Regions from separate parts of the Mus musculus genome. Here region 2 is linked to region 1. Evidence: chromatin loops called from intact Hi-C (ENCODE). Cell type or tissue: left cerebral cortex. All regions are shown on one strand. Links, peaks and the distances in the headings refer to the core of each region. The heading gives the core; the rest is flanking DNA.

Region 1 (2,920 bases), core at 238-2,737:
ACTGATAGGAATTCAATATGTAAGCTTTCTCAGTAAGAGCATCATTGGCTGACTTAAGGCAGTCCAAATTGGTTGAAAAGAACCTCAAAGTGGTTCCTTGGAAGTTTTATTTAGAACTGTTCTCAGCTACTGTAGTAAGTCACACATTGGGGGGGGGGTCGTTTATTTGTTTTTGTTTTTGTTTTTTTTTTCTTGCACATAAATCAAGAAAATTTGAGGTAAGCATTAAATTTTAATTTTTTTTTTTTAAAATCTCTGCTTTGAAAATGGTCCTAATATAGTGATGTGGACTTTCTAAGCCACAAGAGTGAAAAGAGGGTGGAAAAAAAAAAGCTGAAAAGGACATCTCAAGAATGGAATTACTTAGTTTACAGTTAACTTTTCACTTTCAGAGAAGCATTGTCGTCTTACCTGGTATTATATTTAGGGAGTAATAAACAAACAAATGAAAAACAGGAGTTAGTATTCTCCCTCTTTTGTGAAGTCAATGTTCTCAAAAACTATTAAAGAAACATAATGACCTTGCTTTGACCTGGCCCCTAAAAGGACCAGGATCAATAAAAGACAGGTGTCATCCCTCACAAATGTTTTAGCAAGGACGGTGATGTAGAGTCCTGGAGAGAGAATAGCACACCGTTCTAAACTGGCTCAGCCCATCTGCATTTGTGGTGGGTATCTCTATATACCTAAAGTTTTAATTAGAAAATTCCTATAATAAGGGTTTGGCAAGAGCCATCCTCTAACTTACAACAGAAAGAAGATTAGAAGCAGTGACAAGGCTGAAATTATTCTTATTGATAGAGTGGTGAGGGTGCCTTCAACTTGAGTAAAAGTAATTAGGTTAACTTTATTTCTTGCCTTGGCAGCGCCTTCTCCCTTTGTTGATGTAATCAAGCCCCCTTTCCTTCACTGCTCTAAATCACTGCAGAGTCCTTAGAACCAGAAAGCACAAAATGCTTGCTGACTAAAGGGCTCTATTGAGTGACTTCAGCTCCCGCTGCCTGAGGACAGACTGCATATTGAAGCATAAGAGGGGAAGGGGGTGGGCTTCAAAAGAATTAGCGCTTGCTTTATTTGGTCACAATCTGACTCCTACATGATTCTGATTTTATTGGAGAAGACTTGAAGCTGTCAAGGATAAATTAAGGAGTAAATAATCCCCCTGTCGCTGAAAAGGGACCACAGAAAGACTGGGGTCTCGAGGTTTCTTTGTTAGCACGTCCCGTCGGCTCTTTACTGTTGAGATTGTTGTCAGTTTTCTAGACACAGAAGTCATCTCCTTCTTGCTCCATGCTCTGTTTTGGGTTAGTTTGTGTCATTTTTCTTGCAGTGGAAAATTTCTGTGTCCTGAAGAAATGCTTTCACCTGCCAGTGAGGTAAACACAGTATGCCCTGTTTTACCAAAAGAGGGCAATGTTGCTGTGCGGAACCTCCTCGCTCTGCTCCAACTGGGTCCCCAGAATGGTAAATAATCGCCTCTGTCTGTTCCCTTTCACCGCATAACAAGTTTGCACATGTCTCTGCGCTTTGTAGTTAATCTGGACTTTGTAACTATCTGTCCTACCTATTAACGCCATCCACTCCCAAATTGTTTAAAGGGTAATGCCTTTCACTCCATGCGTGACTGGCACACGCGGGCGGAAAAGCTGTCTCTGTAATTCTGCTCTTTTCTCTATGCCATTGATAGACAAGAGGAAAAACAGCCTGCTTTATGAAATGTTGAAAGGCGTGTCTACTATCCTCCTATTCCCAAACATTCGGTCAGCAAAGTGTCTATTCTTGCTCTCCACGGGTAACCAAACAGAAAAGCCAAAGTCGGGGGTGGGGGAAATTGTTTTCAGGAAACTTACTTGAAAATTAGCCCTTGTTCTATTAGCTAAGACATGAGTGGAAACTAATACCAGGATGCAGATGATAACTGGTTAACTGGCAGTCGGTTTCTTTTGTGGAGTCTCGGGTTGGTTTTGTTCAACCCCCTGTCAATTCAGGCCTTTATGAAAAACTTGCTTTCTTCAGGAAGATGCTAAATTGGTGTTAGTTCTTTTCTTTAAAAAGGATGGCGTGTCTTAACCTTATCCTGCTTCTGCTTTAGGGTTTTATGTATTTTATTTATTTTGTCGCTCCTTTAAAGACTTGTGATCTGATTGTTTCTTGGAAAGTACAATTTAGCTCTTCCCTGGACGGCTTGTTAGAGGAGGAGAATTCCTGGGGTGTTTTTGGTGAAAGAAGGGACTCTCTGGAGAGTGCTTTTGCTCTCTTAAGTCCCTGCGGTACATTGCCACTAGAGCAACCTGCTTCCACGTTTAAAACACCTCCTAGCTCATTTCCCTACATATACATGTTTACCCTTATGTATAACACTAATCTTGCTTTTGTTTTTATTAGTGATTCATGTTTAAAGTTTATTAAAAAGAAAAGGCTGTAGACATTTTTCTTGAGCATTAAATAACACTGATCTCATTTTCTACAAAGCTGTCACTAGTCATTTTATCAGAACCAAAAATCAAAAAAAAGGTATAAACCTCATCATCATTAAAACTAAAAAATAAATTAAACAAAAAAAAAAAAAAAAAAAAGAACTAGGTTCAGAGTGATAAATTCTTGAAGGAAGTGGAGGGCTTAGAAGAGCCTAATGGTGTTTTTCAGTTTCTAAAGTGCCTCGTGTTCTTATATTTAACTGGGCTTCAAAGATTTAAGTAGAATCTATCATCCTTGGGACATCAATAAAACCCAAAGCAAGCCATGGCTGCTGTAGGCGCTCCCAGGAAATCCTTATTTAACATTGACTTCGTTTACAGTGGCTCTGTGCTTTCATTTCCTCTGAGTTAAAGCCCACAGTCTCATTTCTGCTTCCTTCCCCTACAACTCTCCGTGTATGTACATGAGACAGTCTACATTATTAAAAGAATAATAACTGTCT
Region 2 (2,920 bases), core at 224-2,723, 310 kb after region 1:
GAATTAAATCCAAATGGCCAATGATTATATAAAAACTGCTATAACAATCAAGCTAAAACGGCCAAATCAGCTTCTATTTGACTAATATTACAGAGTATATGACATTCCATTTGAGAAAAATTTTATAATGGGCAGCATTGTACATTTCACTAGATATGTAAGGATAGGATTAGCAAAAATATAAAGCATGTGTGCTTACAATAAGAAAAAGATGTATGATATATAAATTGCTAAAAAATATTCTATAGAAAATTATTTGTTGAAAATATTATTGTGTTTGTCTCCAGACAATGAGATTTTAGCAAAGTTTTAATTATTCTTATAGATTTTAATTTTAGAAAAATTTTGTAATGGTACATAAAGTAATAACATAAATGAATCACATATATATATTCCTTTGGTCTTTTTTTCCTACATTCATTTGTAATTCTCATTTGTTTTATTTTCATGGGCATGGTATTCAGGGAAGAGTGGGGGCTTAGAAATAACAAATAATGTCCAAAGGAGAAAGAGACATCACTGAATGAGATTCAGATAAAATGACATAATGCTCCACTCCCCAAGTTTCCATTTCATCTTTTCTCATTTGTATTTCAGAATATTTTAGCAACCTTTGACATTTAGTGAAACAAAAGCCTACAGTCACTTTGACTCTTCTCTCTCCACTTTTAGAGAATATTCTGGTAGTGGCAGCCTCTTTCTTCCCTTCTTATTACTGAGTTCAAGGCAACACAACAGAATCGACATGGTTGGGGGAGAGGGACGTGTCTTTACCATTTGCTTGAAGAGCCATCCTCCTTGAGTGTTAGGTTCGTAGCTCTCTAGTGTTTACCCGATAGTCAAGATCTGAATTGACACTATCTACCCAGCTTGCTTAGTTGCTTATAAAGAACAGCTGTAATTAGGCATGATGTGGGCTACAATATAAGCCTGTGTTACTAATAACAAGTGGGATGCCCAGCATCAAGAGACAAGAAGTGGCCTTTATTCCCATTTATGTTACCAGGAAAAAAGGCAGACATAGAGCCACTGTCATGTTACGTTTTTTAAGGCAATAAAAGTGTTTTGAATTCCTAGACATCCTACGAGTTTTAATTTTATAAAAATGTGCTGTCTATTTTCTTTCTTTTCCTTTGAATCTTTTAGCATCACACACTGAGCCTGGCTCTTTCCCTTCTCTAGAGGCCAGGGAGGCTTCCAGCATATGCTTATGCAAGAAACGGGGTGTTTGCCTCCTTTCCAACCTTGCCCCCGCAGTCTCCGCATTATGGGAAACTGGAAAACAGAAACACTACACAGAGCCTGCAAAACCTCCTGTGTGCAAACTCCAAAAGAGTGTGGTGTTCTGGTGGGGGGTTGTAAGCAAGCTCTTTCCTTAGGAAAGCTTTCCCAGGGCAAATCCCTGTCTCCATGGATACCTTTCACTATGCCCAGAATGTGACCCTGGGGTCTTTCTTCCAATTGCTGAGCAGAACAGAACTCGGTGCACAGAGCAGCCGAGATTGTACTTGGGAAAACTGCTGTGCAGGCACCTGCTGCTCTAGGATGCGACTCAAACTTCTCTCAGTTCAGTCCGCATTTCCTGAGCAATACTGCACTGAAGCTCTTGACTGGGAACAGCTAGATAATCCTTAACCAAGAAAACATGGTTTCCTATCAGGAGAGGGTACAATCACACCTGATTATGACCACAAGACAAGCGAAATCAAGGTTTGCTAGATTATAAGGAAGAGAAATTTAGTAGTTAGGAGAAAGACTTTGGACTAAGGGTTAACATTTGAGGAAGAATGTAAAATATACTAATGTATATAACGTATGTATATAGACAAGAGGAACTGCTTAAGCTGCAAGAACAATCAATGTGTAAAGACAAGCAGAAAGTGATAGTGTGACCCGGCCCTGATTCTTTGTCACTGTGGTAAAGGGCAATTTAGGGACCCTGGACTCAAAGACAGATAGCAGATTGCAAACTATCTTCTCATCTTGTCAAGAAGGTGCTGTAGGCTTCTGAGGATGTGAGAGACTGAAGTCATTAGTTTAAAAGAATGGCCTTTCTGAGGGAGACTACCATGAGTAGCCATTGGGATGTGTCAGTGTGCTTGAAAGTGTTCTAGAAATAGTTATAGGGATGGAAATGTCGGAAACCCAGATAAACCCTGGATTCAAATGAAGGGACAACCAGGGGAAGTATTTACAGGAAGAAAGGGTTTAGTACACCAACAGACTAACTATAGGGGTTGCAAAGGAGTGAATGCAGAGAGCAGATTTATTCCCTTAGCTGGACTGGCAGAGTTTGGAAAATATTGCAAAGATTTCCTCAGCTTATGACACAATACAGTTTATGCTGCATCTGTCTTGGGAATCTAGGAGAATGTTAGAAAGGGAATAATTTTGAGGATTCATTCAGATTTTATCCACTTTTATTTGATGCAGAAATATGTATAATTTAGGGTATTTATAAATAATGTATGTTCTGTGATGTTGTACCCCAAATGAAAAGGGAGTGTTCAGTTTGCAAAGCGGCACAGCTGTTAAGTGAGACGGCTCCAAGCACTGCTGCCTTCGGGACTGGTGAAGGGGCTGTGTTGAGCTTGAGAAAGAAGACACCATAAATCATCAGATTTCAAATACATACCTGGCTAGTAATATGGCTGTTGTCTGTTCCTCGTATTGTCAACTTGACACAAGTTAGGGTCATCAGGGAAGAGGGAACCTAGATTGAGAAAATGCCTTCATCAGATTGGCCTGTGAGGCATTTTCTTAATGATTGTAGAGGTTTGAAAAAATATGGCCCCCATAAGCCCACGTATTTGAATGCTTAGTCATCAGAGAGTGGTGCCAGTTGAGACAGATTAGAAGGATGAAGAGGTGTGACCTTGAGGAAGTGTGTCGAGGGTGGGCTTTGAGGTTTCAAAAGCCA

Evidence for each region. A loop is a pair of places that touch in the nucleus more often than their neighbours do. Peaks named below come from ENCODE experiments on the same cell type or tissue, not always from the same donor. Only the 100,000 strongest peaks of a DNase experiment are listed, where the experiment ranks them.
Region 2: it touches region 1 in a loop (2.1-fold over the local background); 3 of 42 quality-filtered maps call a loop at or near these places.

What each region holds. Positions count from the first base shown.
Region 1 is chr2:57,697,481-57,700,400 of GRCm38, reverse strand. No RefSeq gene overlaps it. Among named protein-coding and RNA genes, the nearest start is that of Gm25388, 45 kb to the right of the region's middle. In left cerebral cortex, for the core only: a CTCF peak has its summit at 1,399 (motif pointing right); a DNase peak (open chromatin) is centred at 1,456; H3K4me3 peaks cover 384 bases.
Region 2 is chr2:57,386,489-57,389,408 of GRCm38, reverse strand. No RefSeq gene overlaps it. Among named protein-coding and RNA genes, the nearest start is that of Gpd2, 150 kb to the right of the region's middle. In left cerebral cortex, for the core only: no CTCF peak of the experiment used is centred there; a DNase peak (open chromatin) is centred at 1,262.